Linked DNA regions of Mus musculus: region 1 is linked to region 2. A link is a loop called in an ENCODE intact Hi-C map of the cell type or tissue named here. Cell type or tissue: gastrocnemius. All regions are shown on one strand. Links, peaks and the distances in the headings refer to the core of each region. The heading gives the core; the rest is flanking DNA. Region 1 has its middle 20 kb from the start of Rngtt. Region 2 holds the start of Ube2j1 (ubiquitin-conjugating enzyme E2J 1).

Region 1 (12,667 bases), core at 2,329-10,328, 260 kb before region 2:
GTCTTCTCAAGTTGACGCTTGAGGTTAGCCATCACAGAAGAGTGGGAAAGCTCTGCTCCAGAGCCCAGGTGCTTTTTTGGTTAATACAGGTTAGTGTATCCCAAAAGGCTTCCTGCGATAGGCCTGTTAGCTCAAACACAGAGGTGGACAATGAATAGCCATGAAGGAATCTGAAGATAGCTGCAGATCATCCGGCCCTAGATCTGCAAAATCCCCACCATTTCACAGTCACTGAAGTTCAGCCTTTCACAAAGCTCACTTGTTCAAAGACCCTCCTCCAACATCACAGCTTGTACTTGCACGGAGACCAAACCTTATTCTAATGTTTTATTTCATGTCCCTTGGATCTGATACAGATGAGACTAAATCATAAGCAGGAACGTGGAAGAGGAAAGAGGAAAAACTGATAAAGCCGTGATGGAAGAAACTTCTGGATCATGTCAGGTCCAGGAGCAATCGTGACCCAGATGTGGTTTCGTGGTGATATCTGAATGAACATATCAAAAATACAACTAATGGGGCAGGGGATTATATCATCCTCATTTGTGGTTTTCCTAAAATCAAGATTAGCATTATTTTAATCACTTAGGTATATACCAAGCAAAATACTAAATAGATTGGATGAATTTCCATATGTAAATGTATCTGTAACTATTTAGCGACCTGGCACACTTTCTTGTTGGTGTTGTTGAAGGTGAATCCCATGCAGCACCTCTGAGGTCGATGTGGTCAGGTTCACAGGAGGAACTCAAACAAGTCTGCGGTGAGAAGTAAAACCTAAGGGTTTATGTCCTGTATTTTGGCTGCTCTGGCACTGGCTGGTTGGTAGTTGGTACCTGGAAAAAAAAAAAAAAAAAAAAAAAAACCTTCCTCTACAGCCAAAGGGAATCTTTGAAGCAATGTCTTTTTTGTTCTATTTGATGAAATCACCTGTTTGATTGGGGGAGGTACCTTTTCATCTCTTGAGAGCTCACTGTGCAAAGCTGTGACCTGTACTGCTATTTTATTTGTGTTTAAAAGGCCCTTATAATAGTGTAGGATTCCCTTTGATCCAGCTCATATAATTATAGATTAGCTTTCATAAGACACTGAGCTCTTATTTTATAAGGCGATAATGGATGTTTTCCAAAAGGGACAGAGATTTAGAAGAACTAATGCAAGTGTCTTAGACTACCAAAGCCGAACACTTTAATTAACGTCGCTCGCTGATATCAGGTCCACAGGGGATGATGACAGATGCTGGCTGGGCTTCAGGATCCCTGTGAGTATGTACAATAACGACGGGGACCAGTCGTGAGGAGACAGATCAGCTTTATGTGGATGATTCAAAGGTTATATAGTTTTGGGGAGAGCCGGGGGCAGGACGGTGGGGAAGGACCATTGGCTGAAGGTTTAAGGAACCAAGATGCCTCATTAGCATGGGGAAGCATTTCAGAAATCTCGGGTCCCTGCTGAACGGGTTCTTATCAGGAGATAGGAAGCTGGACCTGTAACCTTAACCAAGGTTATGTGACATTTCACAGGTATAGGGGGTGGGGTCTGGGGGTCCCTCTGGCTGAGAAGAGGAAACCTCACTGACAAAGGAAGTCCGCCATTCTGTACCAAGCTCAGAAAGCTATCAGGGCAATGGTAGACTTCAACCTTAATTAGCAGGGCAACAGACCCTAAGTCTTCACCAAGGGATGGAGTGTGCAGGGGATAAAGTGCACTGGGAGGAGGAGCTCCTTAGGGATGGCCACAGCAGGCTTGATAGTAAGTCTAGAGACAACAGAGGGAAGGCAATGGCCCTATAGGCTCATAGGGAAAGGCAGTATGAGGAGATGTGGCCTTGTTGCAGTGGGTGTGGCCTTGTTGGAGGAAGTGTGTCACTGTGGGAAAGCTTTGAGGTCTCAGAAGCTCAAGCCCGGCCTAGTGCATCATTTTCTTCCTGCTGCCTTTGGTCTGGATGTAGAACCCTCATCTCTTTCTCCAGCACCATGTCTACCTGCACACCCCCACACTCCCCACCAAGGTAATAATGAGCTAAAGCTTGGAAACCGTTAAATGTTTTCCTTTATAAGACATTCCACGGGGGCTGGAGAGATGGCTTAGAGGTCATCTAAGACATCTTCCAGAGGTCCTGAGTTCAATTCCCAGCAACAACGTGGTGGCTCACAACCATCCATAATGAGATCTGATGCCCTCTTCTGTTGAGTCTGAAGACAGCGTACTCACATACATAAAATAAATAAGTAAGTCTTTAAAGAAAAAAAAAAAAACTTTCCATGAACTAGGCAGTGGTGGTGCATACCTTTAATCCCAAGGGCAGGAGTTCAAGGCCAGTCTAGTCTACAGAGCTAGTTCCTGGACAGCCAGAACTACACAAAAAAGTGCTGTTTCAAAAGCCAACCAACAGCTGGGTGTGGTGGTGCACACCTTTAATCCCAGCACTCAGGAGGCAGAGGCAGGCGGATTTCTGAGTTGGAGGCCAGCCTGGTCTACAGAGTGAGTTCCAGGACAGCCAGGGCTACACAGAGAAACTCTGTCTCGAAAAACCAAAAAAAAAAAAAAAAAAAAAAGCCAACCAACAAACAAATAAGTAAGAGTTGCCATAGTCATGGTGTATCGTCACCACAGTGAAACCCTATTTGAGGCAAGTCCCTCTAGCTTTAAATGTGTATATTAAAGATAGAGTCTTCATATGTAACCCTGGCTGGCCTAGAATTCAATACCTAGCCTAGGGTATCCTCTAACTCATAGAGATCTACCGGCCTCAGCCTCCCAAATTCTAGAGTTAAAGGCATGTCCCAGCATTACCTGGTTTGTTGTAATTTCAACACACACACACACACACACACACACAGTTTTGATAAATCATCCAAGCTAACCTTAAACTTACTCTGTAGCCCATGAAAGCCTTAGACTGGTGGCCTTAAACCTCAGCTTCAAAGTAGCCAAAGTTACAGCTTCCGGTCCCAGCTGGTGTCCCTATCTTCCATAAATCAACTTAGTTCTGATCGCTACATCCCTGAGCTATCTAGGAAAGAGCATCTTTCATGAGGCTCAGAATCCTGCAGGTCTGGCATCTCTGGCTGAGTGCCTTGAGCTACTTCTCTTCAATGTATTTCAATCATCATCTGTGGTTCCTTCATTCGCTAATCAGACAACGGGCTAGAGAGACTCCACAGTTAAGAGCACTTAATTGCTGGGTTCACAGAGGACTAGACTTTGGTTCTTAGCATGCATGTCAGGCATCTACACACATACACATGAATACAAATAAAATCTTTTATATACAAATACAAATAAAAGCCGAGCATGTGGCACACACCTTTAACCCCAGCACTCAGGAGGCAGAGGCAGGCGGATTTCCAGGCCAGCCTGGTCTACAGAGTGAGTTCCAGGACAGTCAGGGCTATAAAGAGAAACCCTATCTCGAAAAATCTTTTAACAACAGCAAAGCCCGTGCAAGAGAACACAAATGCAGCATTAGATAAGTACAAATGGCACTCAATTTTCTGAGACATTCGTTCTCTCAGGACTGGAAGACAGAATGGGGGCTGGAGAGATGGCTCAGCAATTAAAAGCACTGACTGCTCTTCTGAAGGACCTGAGTTCAAATCCCAGCAACCACATGGTGGCTCACAACCATCTGTAATGAGATCTAACGCGCTCTTCTGGGATGTCTGAAGACAGCTACAGTGTACTTATATATAACAATAAATAAATATTAAAAAAAAGACAGAATGGACTCAGTGATGCAATTATTGCTTTCTTTTAAAACAAAGAATCTTATGAATCCCAGTCTGACGTCAAATCATCTATGTAACCAGAAGATGCCCTTGAACTTCTCCTGCCTGTATCTTCCAAGTGGACAACCTTGTATGGGTTATGCAGTGCCTGGCAATATACCCAAGTCACCACACATTTGAGGGAAGTCCTCTACCAACTAACTCCATCATCAGCCTTAAGTATCGCAAATAACCAAACTGTATACACCGACTACTGAGGAGTTAGATAGAATCGGGTGAAAAAATAAACTTTATTTTCCGTTTTTTCCGTCCATGAAATCGGAATAATGCTACACCTAATGTTTTTCCACCAGGTGGCGCTACAGCCCAGGGAATCCACCTCATTGATTTGCGACTCAAAAGAAATGAGGTCTGGTCAAGTTTTCTTGAATTCAGCTCCACTCCTAATGTTGGATTTGGCTCCACCACCAGATTCATAGTAGCAGAGGCCAGCCTGACCTACCTCGATTAAGTAGCCGTGACTATTCCGGTACTCTGGCTGTCCAGCTCATGTCGGTAACCTCATTACAAAGGTGTAATGATGATGGGAGGGAGGGGGCTCTCTAAGCACTGCTGTGCCTTTCACAGATAATAATTATCAGCTTCTGTGTGCCATAAAAAACTTAGTTCAACTGTTTTCAATGATGTTCAACCGATTTCAATGGGCTGCTGATTTCCCTTTCAGTTGAGATAAGACAGTTTTCACACCAATTATTGCTGGTGTGCACAGCTATGCTTAATAGATATGGGACCCTGTAGACTTTGAGAGAATCGGGTTTCTCAGTTCAGGGAGAATATGAAAAACTGCAATCTGCCAGGACAGCTTCATCGTACCCCAGCTCTGTCACTTATGGGTTTCAGATGTTTTCTTTCCTGTTGAGAAAAGAAGGGTCTGGCTCTGTCTCCCAGGCTGACCTAGAACTCGCTCCTGCTCCTGCTCCTGCTCCTCCTCCTGCTCCTCCTGCTCCTGCTCCTCCTGCTCCTGCTCCTGCTCCTGCTCCTGCTCCTGCTCCTCCTGCTCCTGCTCCTCCTGCTCCTGCTCCTCCTGCTCCTGCTCCTGCTCCTGCTCCTCCTGCTCCTGCTCCTGCTTCTGCTCTCCTCCTCCTGCTCCTGCTCCTGCTCCTCCTGCTCCTCCTCCTTCTCCTCCTCCTCCTCCTCCTGCTTCTCCTCCTGCTCCTGCTCCTCCTCCTCCCCTCCCCCCTCAAATGTTGGTATTATAGGTGTGTGCCATCACATACAACTTTACAAAACTACAGATTTATTGACTCTCAACCAGGACTTCTTTCATTCATTGATTTCTGGTTTGCAAGTTTTGTGTTTGTTTGCGACCGAGTCTCACGTGTCCCAGGGTGGCCTCAAACTCCCTGAGTACCCAAGGATGAACGTGAACTCCTGATGGTCCCTATTCTACTTGAGTGCTGGAATTATAGGCGCTTTCTATCACATCTCATTTTGTTCGCCTCTGGGGACAGAGGCAAACAAAACCCAGAACTCTGTACGTTATAAGGCAAACATGCTATCATCTGACCTACATCCAAGCCTATATAGTTACTTAGACTTACTATAGATCCAGGAGGATCTCCTGCTCCAGCCTCTACAACCACAGTGTCCTATCACCATATCACCCACACAGCTCAAGCATTCTACCATCTGTCACACCTAGCTGAAGACTGCCAGGTAATGCAGTGCGTGCCTGTAAGCTCAGTACTCCAGAGGCTCGAGCAGGAAGACCTGGAATCAGGCTAGCTTGGACTCTATATGTATATTAGATTTTAAGGGGGAAAAAATTAACCTTTCGGGGCCCAAGGTTTTAACTTTGCCCCTGAAACTTGAAAGGCACAACATCACCTGGCGAGGTCATTAAATGTAAAATCTAATTCAATAGGTTTGGCGTGGACCTGAAATTCTGCATTTCACTTATTTCTCTGAAGACAGAGTCTCAGGTAGGTAAGCCATGTTGGTTTCAAATGCCCTTTATATAGCTAAGGATGACCTAGAAATCCTGACCCTCCTGCCTCAGTCCTGAAGCACGCTCTCTCTCTCTCTCTCTCTCTCTCTCTCTCTCTCTCTCTCTCTCTCTCTCTCAAACTAGTGATACTTTTTTTTTTTAAAATGTCTGAGTGTTTGCACACCTGCATGCCAGAAGAGGGCATCAAATCCCTTTATAGATGGTCGAGATTCACCGTGAGGCTGCTTAGAATTGAACTCAGGACCTCTGAAAGAGCAGCAAGTGCTCTTAACTGCTGAGCCATCTCCCCGCCCTCTTGCAGCTTCCTCATATAAGAGGTTAGTAGCTAATATTGAACATGGGAGATGCTTTTCTAAACTAAGAATTGAATAAACTATCTCTACATCAGTGTTGGGAATTTGATCTCTTCACTGATTAAAATCCCAGGTCCTCACACTTGCATAGCAAGCACTGTCCCCACTAGGATAGCCTGGAGCCCCCGTTTTCTTTGTGTTTGTTGAGATAAGGTTTCATGCCACCCAGGCTAAGCTTTGTTACATACCAGAGACCACACTTGAATTTCTTACCTTCCTGTCTTCACTTCCTAAGTGCTGGGATTAGTCTTGAACTAACATGCCCAATCTACATTTTTCTTGCAAGTTTTCCTTCCAATATCAAATAAGAATGGCTTTACGTACTTAAGAAGTAGAAAGAGAAGCTAGAAAACAAGCCACCAGTTGAACTATACTCTGTGGCCTATGGCTACCTTTTTAAAAGCCCCCCAGTTTTCTATGGAATAGCCCAAGCCACTCCCTTGAGCTGTGAATAAAAAATCCTTTTAGGAAGCTTCTGCATCAGAGAGTACTCGCAGCCCTTAGGGAAGATGCACTTTAGAAATGGGCAGTGTCCCTGCGAGGTGTTCTTAGAGTGCTGGCATTTTCTTCAATACGCTTTTGTAATAGGGGAAATTACTATTCCAAAACACAAGCTTTAAAGACCTGTTAGCACACTGTGGTCTGAGTAACCCTTGGAGACCATGCAATCCACTGGCTAGACAGCCTGGAAACAGCCACTCGACCAATCCACTGCCTGGAAACAGTCTTGGTCCAATCAGCCTCCTAGAAACACTACCCCAACCAATCAGGGGTTTTCTAAGAATTATTTTTCTGTAAAATCTGCCCCTTGTTGCCTGACAAACCGAAACCAGAATGATAAAATGTACCTGAATTTGCTTCTACACTGACTTTCTCAGCCCCAGATGGGCCGTGGCCAGCTTGACAGACAAGCATTCTCCCTTCAGTGGGGTTCCTGCTGCAACAAGTAATTTTTTTAAACCACATCATAATCATTTTGGGCTGAGGTAAGAAAGAGATTTCAAAATATATTATTGTAGTTGTTCCAATGTGGATTCATGTGAGGAAGTTTTGGTTTGGGGTGCAGTCCTGGCTACCCATGAGAGTGAGCTGCAGTGTTTTAAATCCCTGGTACCCAGACCGACTAAGTCTGAGTTTCTTCTCATTGCTGGTGACTGATTGGGTGTAGATTCAATCAGAGAAGTCTCACCACACTAAGTCTTAGCAGGATCAGCAAGCTCCCGGAGAGGTGGTTCCTGGTGAGTTTGCTTTGTTTTTGTTGTGTGTTGCATTGTAAGTTTTTCTGCCTGGGGACTGTAAATAGGAAGGAAGTTACAGAAAGACACCAATGGTAAGGGCAGGACTGGGTCATCTGAACTCACTGAGGGCATGTCGTGGTGGTGAGGTTTACGGTTGCCGTGTTGGAATGATTTTACCCTTCCTGTTATAACACCGTCATTTCACACCATTTGTTGGGGACCCTGGGTCTGTATTTAAAGTTTCATTCTACCATTCGCCTAAAGTCAATCAAAATGGGGAAGTGAGCATATATTTGGTGAGATATCATAGGGTAAGGAGTCAGCTTTGCGGTCGGTACGTTCACCATATACAGCAAACTAAGAGTTAATACAAAATGGTTGAGGTGACCCAATTGCAGACGCAGGGCTTCCTAAGAGGTGATCAGTAAGCTGCAGTGCCAAGTCTCAGAGAGGAGCCTGCGGCACTGTGTTCAAATGCATCCCCAGGACTGCTCTGCAACCAAAGAGATTGTTATCTAATCGCTTCTGTAATGTGGGTGAGCATTTCAGATATCGCTGTAGTCATGGAAGGTGTTGCTGGCTGTGTAGACTGGGAAGGAAGACTCTGGAGACAGGGCATAGAGAGAGAGAGTCTCTATACCTTTCTGGAACCATATGAAACAGAAAATACATCTCTATGGGGGTTCTTCTCTAAGGGGGTGCTTTCCTGAATTATTGAGATGGTAGGAGAAAAAAACTACATATATTCTAGCCAACTCTACCCAGTGTGTCATCAGGCCCTTTGGGTAGTGGAACTCCTTGGGGGATTATCAAGCCAGATCCCCTCACAACCTGGCTCTGGGAGTTATAATCCTAGTGCAGCCTGGTCCTTAGAAATCTTCACTAACCGGGCATGGTAGCATTTGCCTGTGATGATGAAGCTGGAGGATCCGTGTGAGCTCCAGGCCAGCCAGGGCCCTCTTACAAGAGTCAGGCTCTAAAATCAAAACAGGGCTGCCCAAGATGGCTCCACTATAAAGACACTTGTCACTAAGCCTAGCAACTTGAGTTTTATCCCTATAGTCACGTAATGGAAGGAGACAATCCATTCCCCAAACTGTCCTTTGACCTCTGTACAAGCACTGTGGGGTGTGCCCTACCCTTATGTGGTCTCTGTCTCTGTCTCTGTCTCTCTCTCTCTCTCTCACACACACACACACACACACTCTCTCTCTCTCTTATTCTCTCTCTCTCTCACACACACACACATGTTTAAACATTAAAACAAAAGTAACTCTCCAAGAATGATATAAAATAGGAAAAGAATTTTTAATAATTGTGGGGTTTTTTTGAGATTATAACATATCATTTCCCCCTTCACCTTTCTCCTCCTAAACCTTCCCAACCCACATTGCTCTCTTTCAAACTTATGGCTTCTCTTCCTTTAGTTGTTGTTCCACACATGCATACGTGCATAAGCACACACACACTTAAATGCATGAATACAACCTTCTCAGACTGAATAATGGTACTTGTATGTATGGTTTCAGAACTGACCGTTTGGTGATGGATACGATTGGTGTGCTCTTCCCTGGGGAAGACTATTTCTTAGTTGTCTATAGTTCTCTGTGAGGCACTGAAGTCTCCTGGGCTCCCACCCCCATCCATGTCAGTGAGGGAACAAATCTTTTGGGTTCAGACTCCATCTTAGAGAGTCTGACCTAAGGTTGAACTCAAGTTAAGTAATAGGCTACCCCCAAACAAGGCCTGTGTCTAGCACCAGTTTCCAGGTTATTCCCCAACAAATCTACACCCCCAGGTTACAAGCCCACTTCTAACATTTCACTTCTTAACAACCACAAATCAGGAGGAAAACAGAAGTTAGGTTTATGGTTTGGCTCCCAGCACCAGTCAATTATGTTAAGGCCATAATGGGCCCCCAATCAGAAGTGTATCAGGCTAAATGACCCTTTCTTGCCTCTCTACATGCTTGGCTGAAACTAGGCTCAGGGCTCCACCTTCCTGCTGTGTCAGGGTTGGCAGAGACCCTACTTCAATTACATTGAAATCCGCTTCTTGGTGGTCTTTTGGGGTTCACGGCTGTTTCCTGGCATAATTGTTCACATGTCTGTTGTTGCTCTAGTTCAGCTCCTTATTGGGCAGTTGTGTTGGCGCAACCTTATGAGTGTGACTTCTGCCAATACTAGAAGACATATCACAGCAAATTCCCTGCTGTTCTGGCTCTTACAGTCTTTGTGTGCCCTCGTCTTCTATGATATATCACAACTGAACAGGAGTCACATTGGAGGTTTATCCGTGGGACTGGGCTACACAACTCTACATTTTGATTAGTTTTAATTTTCTATAATGGTCTGTCTGTTGCAAAGAGAAGTTTTCGTAGTGGGAGGTGATGACTATATTTATGTGGGTAGACCCTGAAGAAGGATCAAGATTTTTTTTTTAATTGAGGCAGGGTCTTTTGTAGCCCAGACTAGCCTTAAGCTTTCCATATACCCAAAATCTACTGAGCCTTCTGGCTCAGCTTCTCAATTTCTGGAATTATAGTATGGGACCACAACTCCCAGTGTATGCTGTACGGAGAGGCAAGCCCTCTGCAGCTTAGCTACATCCCCATGCCTTAAGGAAAGGTTTCAAAAGATAATTATATTTACATTTTATTTTGATTTGTATGAGTTTGGGCCTACATGTCTGTCTATGTATCACATGCATCCCTGGTACCTTTGGAGACCAGAAGAGACATCAGGTCCCCTGGATTTGAGTTATGGGCAGTGCCAAGCTGTCATTTGGCACTGGGAACCAAGCCCAGGTCCTCTGAAAGAGCAGCCAGTGCTCTTAGCCACCCAGCATCTCAGCGGCCCTGCATCTGCATTACATCTTAGTTAGAACCGACTTTTCTTATTCACCTCCATTAACCTCAATAATAAAAGCAGACCCCTTGTACATGAAGAACATAGGGAAAATTTTGTTCTTCTGGTATTTAAAAGGTACCTTAAAACGTGTTAAAGGACCGAGGAGGGAGTTGAGTTGGTAGAGTGCTGCTCAGCAGGCATGAGGCTTTAGGTTCTATCCTCAGCAGTGATGAGCAGGCACGGTGGCACATGTCTGTGGTCCCAGCACTTGAGAGGTAGGGGCAGATATTCAAGGTCATCCTTGACTATAAAGGAAATTTGAGGCCAGCCTGGGCTACATGAAACCCCAAGTTTAAACAAGCAAAACCTTTCAAATAGATATATTAACTCTTTCAAGCCATTCCGCTATTTGTGAGATTTCATTGTTTTGGCCAAGAGATGGCACCTGCTTTTCCATCCAAGCTAACAATCACACACATATATACTGTTGGCCATCACTGGAAGGAGAGTGGGCAGGGAGTCAGCTCTTAGCAGAGTTCTTGCCTCGCTTGCAAAAAGCCCTGGGTTCCATACCTAGCCACGAACAAAGCTGGGTAAGGTGATGCAGGACTGTAACCGAGGTAAGGTGATGCAGGACCGTGACCCAGGTAAGGTGATGCAGGACCATGACCCAGGTAAGGTGATGCAGGACCGTGACCCAGGTAAGGTGATGCAGGATTGTGACCCAGGTAAGGTGATGCAGGACTGTAATCCTAGTACCCCTGGGCCAGAATCAGAAGTTGAAGGTTATCCTCTGCTAGGGAGGAAACTCAGAGCCAGCCTGAACCTACAGACCCTGTCTGTAAATAGATTAATGAATTAACGACTTGAATAGAAATCTTTTCATTAAAATACATGAGCTTTGATAACATTATTAAACATGTTCTTGTGATGTTTTCAAATCAGAGTAGAAATGAAGACATTTGAAGAGTAATGTTTGGTTCTTAGGACTTCTCTTCACGACTTTAAAGGCAGGAATTGTTAAGATTTTTCTCATCCAGTGCTCTGAGATTGCAGCTGCACCATTCCTGTCATTACATTAAGTCCCTCTTATTTACTTGGGGGAATTGTCCCTTTTTTTTTTTTTAACTGTATATTCTGAAATGAAACTGTAATTTTCCTTTCTGCTGCTCCAAGTCCTCAGTGAAATAAGAAGAGGACCTTGCCCAGGTCAGCCCAGGCAACGGGCTTTATACGGGCAGCGTCCAGGAATGAGGAACTGGGTGGCTTAAGGTTCTGTTCTGTCTTTCAGAAGGAGGACGTGTATTTCGAGTTGTATAAGCTGTGTATCTGCTGAGGCTGTCTCCGAGACCCTGCTGGTAGAGAGCTGCTTGGCAGGCGCTCGTGAGGCCCTGGGTTTGATCCCTAGCACAGAATGAACTGGGTGCAGTGGTACATGGAGCTAGTCCCAGCACTCAGCAGGTGAAGGAAGGAAAATTAGAAATTCAAGGTCACCCTTGGCTACATAGGAATTCAAGGCCAGCCCCGGTACTCAAGACCTGTCTAAATAAATAGAGTGAGAAGTTTCTCCGTAGCCTACTTTGGCTTGGAAATCAGCTAGATTACAAAATCATTCATATTTTCCAAATACTCCTTGTCTCCTAAGTTGATGTTTCTTTTTTTTTTAAGATTTATTTATTTATTATATGTAAGTACACTGTAGCTGTCATCAGACACTCCAGAAGAGGGAGTCAGATCTCATTATGGGTGGTTGTGAGCCACCATGTGGTTGCCGGGATTTGAACTCCGGACCTTCGGAAGAGCAGTCGGGTGCTCTTACCCGCTGAGCCATCTCACCAGCCCAATGTTTCTTAATAATGTAGAAATACTAGCTGAACAAACTAACCAAAACAAAACATTTTTGATGAGACCGAGTTGTGAGTGTTCTGACTCGACCCAAGCCAGGAGAGACACCGCAGTATGGATTTAGGCTTCTCCGCAGCAGGGTGGGTCAGCGTCAGGAGACTGACCACAGAACTACCTTGCAGAAGCCTCTTTGTTGTTACACAGAAGGCACTTTTCAGCAAGTCAATTTCCACATGCCAAAATCTCTTCTCTGCTTTAGGAGTTGTCTGAAGGAACCCTTACCTAAGCAATTCTCAGTCATCCTAGACTTCCTGGTTAGCCATACAAAGGCTCTGTGAATCAGCAGCTCCATAAACCTCAGATAACAATCACTGACTATTTACGGAAGGTTACTTCAAAGCCGAGGTGGCCTCACTCCAGAATTCATGCCAGATACCATGGCTCTGCTAATACTCAGCTGCATCATGTCACATGTAACCCTGGGTGGCCTTGACCTTCTGACCATCCTACCCCTACCTCCCATGTGCTAGTATTACTGATGTGTGCCACATCACGCTTGACTAATAATAGCATTTCTGTTCTTAGGGTTTGCATGGGATAGACTTTCCCAGCCTTTAACTTTAATATAATTGCGGTTATATTC
Region 2 (12,667 bases), core at 1,667-9,666:
AAGCTCCTGCCGCCGCACCTCCCCCGCTACAATGGACTGTAACCGTGAACTGTGAGCCAAAAATAAACCCTCTTCCTGCAGTTGCTTCTGTCAGAGGATTTTATCACAGCAACAGAAAAGCAACCAAGACAGAAATTAGTCTGGTTCCTACAGAGAAATATCTTTACAGAATGTCAAAGTACTAGGGCTAGAACAGTCTGTCCCTCCTGGGGGTCCATCCATCTCCTGCTTCAACCCTAAGTCCTTTCTCTTTCTCTGACTGGGGGGGAAACATCAGTCAGAGAAGACAAGGCAGCTGTATTCCTACTCTTACTTTTGTGAAGGCCATGGTCTCTGGATCAAGACTTTGGGCTCCATGGGCCCCGTATTTACTCTTAGCTCACTGTACTTACACTAAATTTAGGGCCACAAATAAAAATAAAGAGGCTGTTTAATAGGTCATTGTCTTCCAAACATCAATTTATCTTATAAAGTCAGTATGTCAATATTATCAGTTGCAAAGACAAGGTGAATTTTAGGAGCCAGTGACCTAGAGATTCTTACCTGGGAACGCAAATGATATATACTCTCAACCACCTTGTCCTGTCCTCAGAATGAACATGTCAGCAAAAGTTTAAGAACTACTGTTTCTGTTTACAAAGACACCGCAAAGGTATTTACTTTAAAAATAAAAATAAAAAAAATTAAGGATGGGCCGGAGAGACGCTCAGTAGGTAGGCAACATGCTACCAAGCCTGACAACACGAGACACAACCTGAGTCCACATGATGAAAGGAGAGAACTGACTCCAGCGAGATGTCGTCTGATCTCTATACAGTGACACACACACACACACACACACACACACACAAAATAAATAAATGATAAGACCAAAACAAAACAAAGGGCTGGAGAGATGGCTCAGCAGTTAGGAGCACTGGCTACTCTTCTAGAAGACACAAGTTTGATTCCTAACACGTGGAGGATCTTAATCCAGTTCAAGGAGATCCAATGCCCTTTTCTGACATTAATGAGCGCCAGGCTCACACTAGTACACAGACATATTCAGGCAAAACATTCCTACACATAAAAATAAAGTAAAATAATTAAAACAAAATGAACAAACAATACACATTTGAAAAATGTTTAAGTGGAGAGAGAAAAAGAATAACTTCTTGCCTTAACAAGCTTATAGCAATTAGAAGACTTGAAAAAAAAATTGAAGACACTGTGACAGTACTGACCAGGTATGAATAAGTTAAGGACTACCTAGCCTAAGGGAGCTGAGAAGGCTGAACCTTAGAGAAGTTTAGGAAGTAATAGGAATTTCAGATGGGCTCAGTGGAAAGCATTCCAAACAGAGGATCCGATAGGGATGGAGACATACCATCTGGAGAGTGGGTCAGGAGGAAATGCAAAAGAGCCAAAGAGAGGCAGGGGAAGGAGCTGGCAAGGAAAGCAAGGGTTAAGTCTTGAGCAGCCCTGTCCAGCAAGCTAACCAACCTAACTCTGAGCTTTACTGTTGCTAAATGATTGCTGCTCAAACACTGTCAATTTGAGAAGAGATCTAGTGAGTGTTTGTTTAATGGATCTGTTTGATGACACAGTAACACCTTCACCACAGGGCAGAGGTAAAGGAGCTGACCAAGACTGAAGACTGTCTTGGCACCACTGTGAAAGGTGTCTCTGTGGGAGACCAGATGCCTAACACGTGAAGGGCAGCAGCTCCCTGGATGCTATAAATCCATGGGATATCTGAGGGAAATAGAGGAGTTTGAAGAAGGTTGGGATACCAAGGAATTTGGTTTTTACAACTCACAGAGACCTTTTCGATCTGTGGGAAATCTGTAAAAATGTTCAATCACATATTCTATGCAGACCAGTTGATATGGTCTGGGTTCACTGGAAAGTCTGATTAGTGTGAAGTTTCGGTTGATACCAACAGGATGAACAGGATAATTCCCAGGCTTCTGGTACGATGGAACAAAGTTACCATATGCAGGACACAACGGTTAACCATAGTCTGTATTGTGTCCTCCAAGATTTTCCCATCCTTATCTCTGAGATAACCCAACACTAGCAGACAGGAAATGAGATGTTTCGATTACTTCCTCTCACAGTCAGTAATCTACAAGTAACAAAGATTTGAGACTAAAACAAAGCAAGCATTATCACCAGACTTCTCGGCACTTTGGCAACTTCTAGAGTTCATTGAAACTACCTTCTCTACGAACTCAAAATCACCTACATCAACAGGGAAGACAGTTTAAAGCTTTTTAAAGAATAGCATCACCTAGAGAAGAGAATTTGTAAACAGATACAAGAGTCAACCGAAGTCCAACTTACTTTCAAAATTTATTAACTTACTAAGTAGATCAGACTGGATCTCACAGAGATCTGCCTACCTCTACCTCCCAAATGCAGGAATTAAAGGCACAAATCACCATACCCATCTAGAAATGTATTAAATTTCTAAAGTTGCTTAAATTTTATCATAATCTTGGGTACAATAGCCTATCAAGAAGGAGAAATTTGGGGCTGAAGTGAGGTCTCAGAAGTTAAGAGCACTGCCAGCTCTTCCAGAAGACCTTATAAACTGACCCAGATGGTAGCTTACAGCTGTCTATAACTCCAGTTCCAGGGGATCTTACATCCTCACACAGACATACATGCAAGGGAAAAAAATGCACATAAATAAAAAGATAGATAAAAGGAAGTTGTTAAAAAAAAAAAAAAGATTGAACAATTTCCTGACAACATTTCACACTGCATTATTCTCTGGACATCTGCCTAAGGACCTCTGCTGCTCTAGGTGTGACTAAGTACTGTACAATTTACTGCACAGTTTGATTTTAAAAGTCCAACAAATTTAGCTAGGTGGCAAACACCTTTAATGTCAGTTCTGGGAAGGCAGGGGCAGGAGGATCTCGGCCAGCTTGGTCTACAGAGTGAATTTCAGGACAGCCAGAGCTACACAGAGAAACTGTCTCAAAACAACAACAACAAAATTCCAACTAATTTAATCATTCTGGCATCAAAATGGTAAAATCCAGGCATTTCTACTTTCTCTGACCTTTTTTAACTCTTCAGGTTTTAAGTGATGGGCTGAAGACAGAGACATGTCCCATTAAAATTCAGCCATATAATTCTTACACAGGCGTGGTCAAATTTTAAACAAACACCGTAGAAATGACTAATTCTACATCTGGTCCCTAAGGCCACTTACTTATCAGCATTCAAGCTAACAACATTCTGTTCAGCCAATATTCTCTGGCTTTTCCTTTATATATTCTAAAAATTTAAAATATATATATATTTTTAAAAAGATTCACAATACCAACTCTTTCCCATAAAGATATCAGACTTAAGTCCAAACTAAGAAGCAGTGTGGGAAAGAAAACAAACGGTGACGAGAGTTCTAGTTCAATGATCATCAATACCCTGAGGCTTATTATTCAGAGCTAACAGGGAGGAGTTTTTTCCCCCTGACAAATTATCAAAGTACATTTTTTAGGCTCCAGTAATTTGTGCTACGTCTGCCTTAAAAGATATGACAACTGATAATGGGTTTTTTGTTTTTTGTTTTTGGCATTGTTTTTAGTGCACCAGAAAATAACTGGAGGCCAGGATTGTCTGAGGGCATTAACTGAAGGAAAGAAATTCAAAGTAGCAATCAACCCCCCCAAATCATGGTTAATTCCCAAGTGCACAGCTCAACTAGTTTAGCTACAGGACATATTTTTTTTTTCTACGTCTATAAATTCTCCCCCAAATACTGAAATTGGATATTTCAACCACAATAAAAATGGGATATTTCAAATGTGAGTCAAACACCTAACAAAAGTTCGTCGGCAGAGGCGGAGGGGACACGAAGGACGCAGATGCGGCCAGGGATGGTCAGTAGTGCGGACCGTCGTCGCCTTCGCACCTGCCCTTGGCTCGGCTGTCTCCTGCTTCGCTCCGCAGACACCGGGAGGAAGAGGCCAGGAGCGGAGGAGCGCCAGCGCATCGGGGGATCCGCAGCGGCCGCCCGCTCTGCGGCCTGCACCCCCGGACCGGCCGCGGCCTCGCGTAAAGCGCGAGCCCGGAGCAGCCGCGAGGGCCGGCGGACACGAGCGGGCCGAGGCGCCGCGCTCTGAGTCCCGGGTCCCCCGCCCGTCCGCCCGCCCGCCGCCCCAGCCCGGCTCACCCGGGCTCTTCAGGTTGTAGCGGGTCTCCATGGCGGACGTCCCCGCTGCCGCTCTCGTCGGCGCCGCAGCTGCCCGGGTCTCGCGCGGCGGACGCGCCTAGCGAGGGCCTCCGCTGACACCGCCCAGTCCAGCCCGACCGCGGGCGAGGTGCGTGCCGCGGGGTCCGCCTCCCTGAGGGCCGGCCGGGCGCCGGGGCGTCGCCGAACGGGGCGCCGGGCTGCGGACGGCCTGCGGGACTGACGTCCCGGCTGACGCGCCGCTGCGTCACCGCCGGCGCCGGGTCTGTGAAGTCGGCCTGACGTGGCGGGCGCTTCGTGGCGGTCGGTCACTCGGCAGCGGCGGTCCCGCGAATCCCGCCCGCCCGGCAGCCCTGGGGAGACGGGCGGCACCCTCGTCGTCCCCTCGGCCCAGCCCGGGAGACCGACTCGCCGCGGGCCCTTCAGGGGTTCCCGCGGAGCTCGCAGGGAGCTCGGAGGAACGGCGCAGCCCGGAGCGGCGGGCGGGCGAGCGCGGCCTGGGACTGCGGCGCCGTGATGTGCGCTTCTCCGAGCCCGCAGTTGGCCTCGGTGCGATGGACGGGAGTGGCCCCTAGCTCCGCGGTGCGGTTAGCTAAGGCAGCGTTTTTCGGGGTGCATCAGAACCTCCCAGAAATAAAACCAAGGGGTCGCCTGGAATGTTAATAAAAACGCATAAATGGGACAGGTCGGTCTGAAAGAGATGCGGTGCGTTTGTCTTTTCGGATCATGGAGGACAGAGAAAGTAAGGTTCTGGTTCGGACGGCTTACCGAGATAAAAGGGCCTCAAAAAAGGGAGGGAGCCAGCGGAGATTAGAGAAGGTTATAGGTGGAATGAAGATTAACCAATTAGACAGATTAGTGTTCTTGTTTAACATTGTCAAATGTGTTTGTGGGAATGTCAGTAATTTTTCCCAGCCGTCTGAAGGAGGAGGGAAAAAAAAAAGATTTAAGTGGCATCTTCTAAGCCATTAAAGGCGATGTTTTCTGAATAGTACGGTGATAATCTGAAGAATAGAGAAGCAAGCAAAACCGAGCTTCAATGTGCTTCTCCATTAAGCTTTCATTCTTTGTGTTCAGTCCTCAAATTTAGCATCCAGCAACCTGCGCTGCTCCGACCGGCCCCATGACCAGGCCTGCCGAGGGGGTGTAGTCGTTCCCATCCGCCCGCCAGCCAGACTCGGAAGGCACTTTGCCCTGAGGCTCTCCTCTTCCTCCCAACAATGGAGATAAGGATGTTTCTCTTTTATTTTATTCTTGAAGCCACATCACCTCGTCCTTGGGGGCTCTTCCTTAGGTAAAAGACAGCAACAAATCCGGCATTGAGTTATGGGCCCATGGCAAAGCTTAATTATAATCACTGCAAGAGAAAAGTCAACTCTTAATTTTTTTCTAAATATAAACATGTACAGAGAGGGTAAATATGATTTTTTTTTAAAAAAGGAGTAAATGCTAAAAGTTACTAATTGCTTGACTGTTAACTGGGTCGGAAAGATTAATTTTCCCAGAAATGTAGGTTTGTCAAAAGAATACTTTGTTTCTTCAGAACAAATTCCCTCCTAGAAGAAAGTAACAATTTTCAGCAAACAAAAAGATTCCATCCCAAATTAAAATTTGGAAGAATTTCATCTTATTTTTTATAATAATCCTGACGATAACTTTAAAAAATAAAAAACAAACTTAAACCAGTTTCTGGCGATGCTGCAAATAACAAAAGATGAAGTTCAAAACACTTCAGAGTCTTGACAGCTTTGAGCTACAATCCCCATGTGTTGTATGTGTTGTTCCCCGTTTCTCTAGACAAAGCCCTGTGAATGTGGTCCCCTTCCCCTTAGCGTTGACATCCTGATACAAGCTCTACTGGACGTTGAATGCTTGATCAATTCATTTACTCTTCATGAGTGTTGGCAGTGACACAGATTATTTTAATGGTTGAAGAAAATTGAAGTCTTGAAGAAATTGAGCAGTTCATTTAAGTTCTCTTATTTATTTTGAGTACAGTGCAGGTTCTTAGCTTCTTGGTATATTTTACTGCTACAGTCCAGGTGAGACGTTATAGACCACCACACATATATAAGGCCAAATTACAGTCCTTTATTAAGCCAGCAACCAAGAGCAGGCTCTTGCCCCCAAAGACTCTCTCTGCTCAGGGTATAGCATTTCTAAAGAGAAACCACAACGGCATCGCATCGTCGGGGTCAGGGGAGCTTGTTTGCATTTGTTTTGACTATACAACCAGCAAATATTTTGGTTATGTATCTGAGCCATGGAAAGTCCCAAATGTGCTGCCAAGGCGGATGTGAATGTTGTTGGGGTGGGGGGAGGGTGAAGGAGCTGGGAAAGTGCTCAAGCAGACACAAAATGGAGCCCGAGTAAGATCAGGACAAAATGGTGTTACTTTAGTCATTTCACTCCTTGTTACTTTTAGTGTTTCTTTTAGTTACTTTTCAAATGCTTGATGTCTCTGTTTGGATTCCTTAGTTTCCAATGCGTGCCCACTGGCTTCTAGCTTTGTAACCAGAGCAGAGCCGGAAAGCTGGTCCCTGAAGTCTCTGGAAGGCAAGGCTGGTCTGCGTGGACCTTTAGCGTCCCGGCCTCTTCCTTCTCAGGAAGTCTTCTTTACCTGGATTTGGTGGATCCAGGGGGTGACACCTCTTACTTAGTATTTAGATGACTGTCCATAGTCTATCCATAGCCGACTAGCCCAGTGGCAGAGTCTCTGACTTACATTATCTGAACTCTTGGGAGCCAGGTGTGATGGCATATGCCTTTAATCCCGGTACCCGGAAGTTGGAGCCAACCTGGTCTACAAAGTCTACAGATCAAGTTCCAGGGCGACACAGAGAAACCCTGCCTCAATTAAAAACAAGGAGAAGGGCGTTCTCTTTTTACAGAACTAGCTAACTACCACTCAGCCATGGAATTAGCTTTTCCTCCTAAGAGGGGGAGAATGGGTAGCTATCAGGATGGCAGGTCCCATACCAGTGGGGATGGCAGGTCCCATAAGTACGAGGTTGACCCTGTTCGCACAACTCAGATGTTTGACAAACTCCCCTTTGTTTGAGAAGTTGCTATTTGTCTCTGTGTTGTCTGAGACCTTATCATACATGGCCTGCCCTAAGGGCTCAGGGAGCACTTTAGGAGGAGGACCGGGTATTAACTAGGTTCTGGCTCTCATAAATGGGAACTGAGCAATGGGGTAAGAAGGGTTGAGATCAGACTCTGAGTGTCAGAGAGTCTGGGAGAAGTAGAGAAGAAGGCTGGGAAAGGGGCCAAGTGGGGAGAGTGAGTGTCATAGAGCTTGGGGTGACAGGAGAGAAGCAGAAGGGGAGTCTAGACAAAATGAAACACAGATGGAATCAGAGGGTGGAGGCTCCTGGATCAGAGGGTGGAGGCTCCTGGAACCACGAGTATAATCCCAGAAAGGAATCAGTACAACTCACAGAACACCTAACAAGGGCAGTGGGTTTCTCCCTTAAAGGTGAGGTGCACACGCCAAGTTGGCTTCTAATCACTAATTCAAAGAACCTAGAGAATAGACTAGCTCTCTCTGGTTCAGCCCTGAGACAGAACCAAAGGGGACAGAGACATTAATAACAAAAATGCCACTCTCTGGGCAGAATCTGTCCAGTCACTCACACAACAATTCGGCCAGCCAGCCATTAGAAACCCAGGCCTCCCAAACACTCACTGAATCCCAGGTCCTCTACTGGTATCCCAATATAGTGTAAGAGGACAAGGGAGTACCCAAACCTAAGAGCTCCTCAGGAGGAGGCCTGGCCCTCTTAGACCCTAAGGCTCCCCAGGAGCCCTGGCCTTCAGAACTGAGTTCCTAGAACCAGATGGACTCAATCGGTCCCGGTGTCTGGGAACACAGCAGCTATCCCAGACCTTCTGTGCTCAGCAGCAGGCACACGACCCCGGAATGACTTCAAGGGGTACAGGTATGGACTGAGTTCCGTGTGCATACGGTAATATCACTGGGATTTCTGTATGTTACAGTCCAGATGAGAAAGTTAAAGTGTCCAAGAATAGGCTCTTGCCCCAAAGAAACTCTTGGCACCAAAGCTTAAAGCTCAAGCTACAACATCTCTAAGGAAAAAAAAGCACAATAGCATCGTTATCAGGTATAGGTCAGGGGAACCTAGTCACATTTGTTTTGACTATATAACTGTGATGGTTTGTATATTCTTGGGCCAGGGAGTGGCACCATTTGGAGGTGTGGCCTTGTTGAAATAGGTGTGACCTGGTTGGAGTAGGTGTGTCACTGTGGGTGTGGGCTTAAGATCCTCACCCTAGTTGCCTGGAAGTCAGTCTTCCACTAGCAGCCTTTGGATAAAGACATAGATCTCTCAGCTCTGCCTGCGCCATGCCTGCCTGGATACTGCCATGCTTCCACCTTGATGATAATGGACTGAACCTCTGAATCTGTAAGCCAGCCCCAATTAAATGTTGTTTTTTATAAGACTTGCTTTGGTCATGGTGTCTGTTCACGGCAGTAAAAACCTAACTAAGACAACAACCAACAGATGAACATCTGGGTCATGGTCAGGGTTATGGAAAGTCCTGAGCAGACACATGGTGGAGTCAGGGTAAGATTCGGACTGGATGGTGTTACCTCTGTCACTCACCGCCATATTGACGAACTCTTAACATTTTTGTTTTTTGTTTTTTTTTTTTTGCTTCAATACTTTGAAGTCTATTTCAGAGGTTCTTAAAGTTTCAGTGGCCCACATAAGAATGAGGACCTCAGGTGACGTGCAAGCTTTCTGACTGAAACCCTGTTGTTTTATGCTACACTGCAACAGCTTGAAAAGAGGTGTTCCTTAGACTTCGGTGCTCCTTGGAGGTTACATTCCTTAAGCACTTAAACTATTCACATTTTTAAACTAGTCAGCACATAAAACTATTCTTACTTTTTGAAATGCCTTCTTCTTAGCTGAGCATGATGGCGCATGCCTTTAATCCCAGCACTTGAGAAGCAAGCAGATCTGAGTTCGAGGCCAGCCTGGTCTACAGAGGAAGTTCCAGGATAGCCAGCTCTACACAGAGAAACCTTTTCTCAAAAAACAAAAACAAAACAAAAAAACCCTGATTTTTTATCTTAACAATCATATATGATTATTGTTCCATATTTGGGATATGAATACAATACAAATTATTCACAACCCTTCTCTTTAGAAATGACCATGATTGGTGTTTTTCTTGAGCCATTATTGTAAAACATATTAACAGTTCAATCCTATTGCATCTAGTTTTCTGTAGAATATCTGCTGTCAGCTCATGGTTTGAAAAAAGCAGTGCTATGATTATTTGCATGGATAGGATGAACAGGCTTATATCAGCATCTTCCTAGAGTAATATTTAGAAAGAAAAACATCCTAAACATTATATTAGTGATTTTGAATATTTTGTAATAGGTCTTGCTCTTTTTAACAGGGAAAAATCCACCTTCCATAGTTTTTCTCCTATTTTTCCACCCCAGAATTGAAGTGGTTGTTGGTTTGTTTGTTTGTTTGTTTGTTTAATGATCGTGTGGCTGATGTTAACGTAACAGAAATGTTGTTCGGGTTATTAGGCTCCCAAGCTTAAACTCTCAAGGACTCGAAGTTGCACTCCCAACACCCCCCTCCCCCCGCCACCAACCCTCCAGCCCCTGTGCTCCAGGACTACTGTGTTAGGGATGAGGGAGGGACCCTGCTCAGAATCATGCTTTTGCTTTATTTACAGACTATATCATTTCATTTCTTTTACACTTTGAAGTTTTGTTTTTTATTAGAAACAGGCTGAAGAGATGGCTGAGCAGTTAAAAGTACTCGTGGCCCTTGCAAAGGGCAGCAATTCCGTTCCCAGTACCCATATAGCATAACCACCAGCAACTCCAAATGAAGGAATCCCACAGCCTCTTCTGATGTCGATGAGCACCAGACATGCACGTGGTACACAGACAGACAAAATACTCATACACATAAAATAAGTAAAACTTTAAAAAATGTTTTAAATTAAAGAAAGTGTTTTTTTAATAAAAAATTAAAACTTCGCTTTAAAAAAACAAAGATTATGTGAGGTAACCCAATCACAAAAGAACTCACATGATATGTACTCACTGATAAGTGGATATTAACCCAGAAACTTAGAATACCCAAGATACAATTTGCAAAACAAAGAAACTCAAGAAGAACGAAGACCAAAGTGTTGACACTTTGCCTCTTCTTAGAATTGGGAACAAAACACCCATGGAAGGAGTTACAGAGACAAAGTTTGGAGCTGAGACGAAAGGATGGACCATCTAGAGACTGCACACCTGGGGATCCATCCCATAATCAGCCTCCATACGCAGACACCATTGATTATGACAGCAAGATTTTGCTGAAAGGACCCAGATATAACTGTCTCTTGTGAGACTATGCAGGGTCCTAGCAAACACAGAAGTGGATGCTCACAGTCAGCTATTGGATGGATCACAGGACCCCCAATATAGGAGCTAGAGAAAGTACCCAAGGAGCTAAAGGGGTCTGCAACCCTATAGGTGGAACAACAATATGAACTAACCAATACCCCCGGAGCTCGTGTCTCTAGCTGCATATGTATCAGAAGATGGCCTAGTCGGCCATCATTGGGAAGAGAGGCCCCTTGGTCTTGCAAACTTTATATGCCCCAGTACAGGGGAAAGCCAGGGCCAAGAAGTGGGAGTGGGTGGGGAGGGGTCAAGGGTATGGGGGACTTTTGGGATAGCATTGGAAATGTAAATGAAGAAAATACTTAATTAAAAAAATAAAAGCATGTAAAGAATGAAAACAAAAAACAAAGATTATAATCTATACCGTCCTTTCTCTCAGTTCAGATGGACCACGGGATGGGCTTGGCAAGCAAGTTCTCATCTTCTAAACTTGGCTCTAAAGGAAACACCTGCAGCTGAGATAAAACTGTCCTTTGTGACGGGGAAAAGCGTCCAGATGTGCTTGCGGACAGCTGGGCTGCTTCTGTGTCCTCTGCATTCTGAAGGAGCTTCTCCTACAGGGTCCCTCTTCCACTCTGCATGGGCCCGTCACTCCAATCTTACTCCCCTGGTCCCAGCTACGCAGCCGCTGAGTGATGCTAGCCAGCTGCTGACTGACTGCTGCTCAGTCTTCACACTGACTTAAATACTTAAACCACTGCTGCCCCTTCTTCATGGTTGTGTTGGTTCCGAATCATCAGCAAACTGTAAAGTAACAGGCTATAACGGCGTTCGATACTTTTAAGCAAATTTTTAATTTTCACTGTAGCAGCCACAAAATAGTTCATACACGTCTCATTCTTCACTCTGCAGATGAAGGTCAGCACATACAGGAGTTATGAAACTTGTGAGCCCAATTCTGTGCCCCTGGTATTCTGGTCTACAATTACCAGGTCCTTTAGCACACTGGCTTTTCCTCGAAAGATTTACAATATTGGCAAAGCGAATATCCTGGGCTTCTGAGCATCCTGCCTTCTCCACGGCTCACTTAGCACTCACCACCCCAGAGGTGGCACAATCCACCTGCCTTCTACTGCCCTGGGAGGAAATCCTGGCACCCATTTTACCTCCCCAGAGGCTTGAGGTCGAGTTGAGGTGTAGATGGTTGTAAACAGTATATGCTATATGTGAGCGAGTAGGAAGTAGAAGTTTTGATCTCTCAATCTGTTGTTTTTTAATAAAATACCATTCAGGGAAACAAGGTGTCTTTTAAAATCCTGAAATGGTAGGAAATTTCTGTTATAAAAGTCACCCATCTCCACCAATGGGTGCAGAGAGGCGAAGATGGTTTGGTTAATCATTGCTGAAGGCGTGGCCTCGGAAAACACACAATCTTTAGAAACCTCTTGAGTAATCAGTGAGTAAAAACGTTAGAACTTATTTGTGAAGATCACTAGGATGTTGGAGAAAATACAAACAGTCTCCTGGGCTGAAGGTCACTTAATGATGGGACACTTGCCTAGCTAGCGTAGCAGCATCCTGGGGTAGATCCTGGCACTAGTAAAAACAAGAGAGAACCAGATCCTAAGACAAGCATGGTGGCACACTGGCTGAGGGGAAAACACAAGCTCGAAACTGCATGTCTCAAATAAGCAGGCTGGTCTTTCGACTCAGTTAAACCTCCACTGACGCTGACCTACCCAATTCAAAGTGAGTTCCATCTTACCCACCAAGAGAACTGTTAGGATATTCAAAACGTGCTGCTGCTGCTGAAGGCACTAGGTACATTGAAGAGTTCAATGGACTCGTGTGAAGAGACAATTTATTTAGACAGGTATGTAATTTGTTATATAAATGCAAAGATCTAAACATATAAATTGATCATTCAAATGGACATTTCATCATTTACATGTGTGGCAGTGTACATTAAATGGTACTTTAAGTAATATAGATTTCTGGTTTTGTTTTTGAGATTTCTGCATGCATGGAGGAAGGAAGGTCAAAACATACAGGAGTTATGGAGGCCGGGAGAGAGCTTCAGATTC

What was found. Peaks named below come from ENCODE experiments on the same cell type or tissue, not always from the same donor. Only the 100,000 strongest peaks of a DNase experiment are listed, where the experiment ranks them.
Region 1: it touches region 2 in a loop (2.3-fold over the local background); 8 of 42 quality-filtered maps call a loop at or near these places.

The regions. Positions count from the first base shown.
Region 1 is chr4:33,284,406-33,297,072 of GRCm38, reverse strand. No RefSeq gene overlaps it. Among named protein-coding and RNA genes, the nearest start is that of Rngtt, 20 kb to the left of the region's middle. In gastrocnemius, for the core only: CTCF peaks have their summits at 4,084 (motif pointing right) and 5,917 (motif pointing right); DNase peaks (open chromatin) are centred at 4,101 and 6,808; H3K4me3 peaks cover 1,266 bases; H3K27ac peaks cover 1,003 bases.
Region 2 is chr4:33,023,118-33,035,784 of GRCm38, reverse strand. It overlaps Ube2j1 (ubiquitin-conjugating enzyme E2J 1), which reads right to left and starts at 4,405. Exons shown (of 8, transcript NM_019586.4): 1 at 4,169-4,405. The coding sequence starts at 4,199. 4933421O10Rik (RIKEN cDNA 4933421O10 gene) reads left to right here and starts at 4,462. Exons shown (of 2, transcript NR_036602.1): 1 at 4,462-4,928; 2 at 5,264-8,646. In gastrocnemius, for the core only: no CTCF peak of the experiment used is centred there; DNase peaks (open chromatin) are centred at 4,376 and 5,316; H3K4me3 peaks cover 3,764 bases; H3K27ac peaks cover 4,064 bases.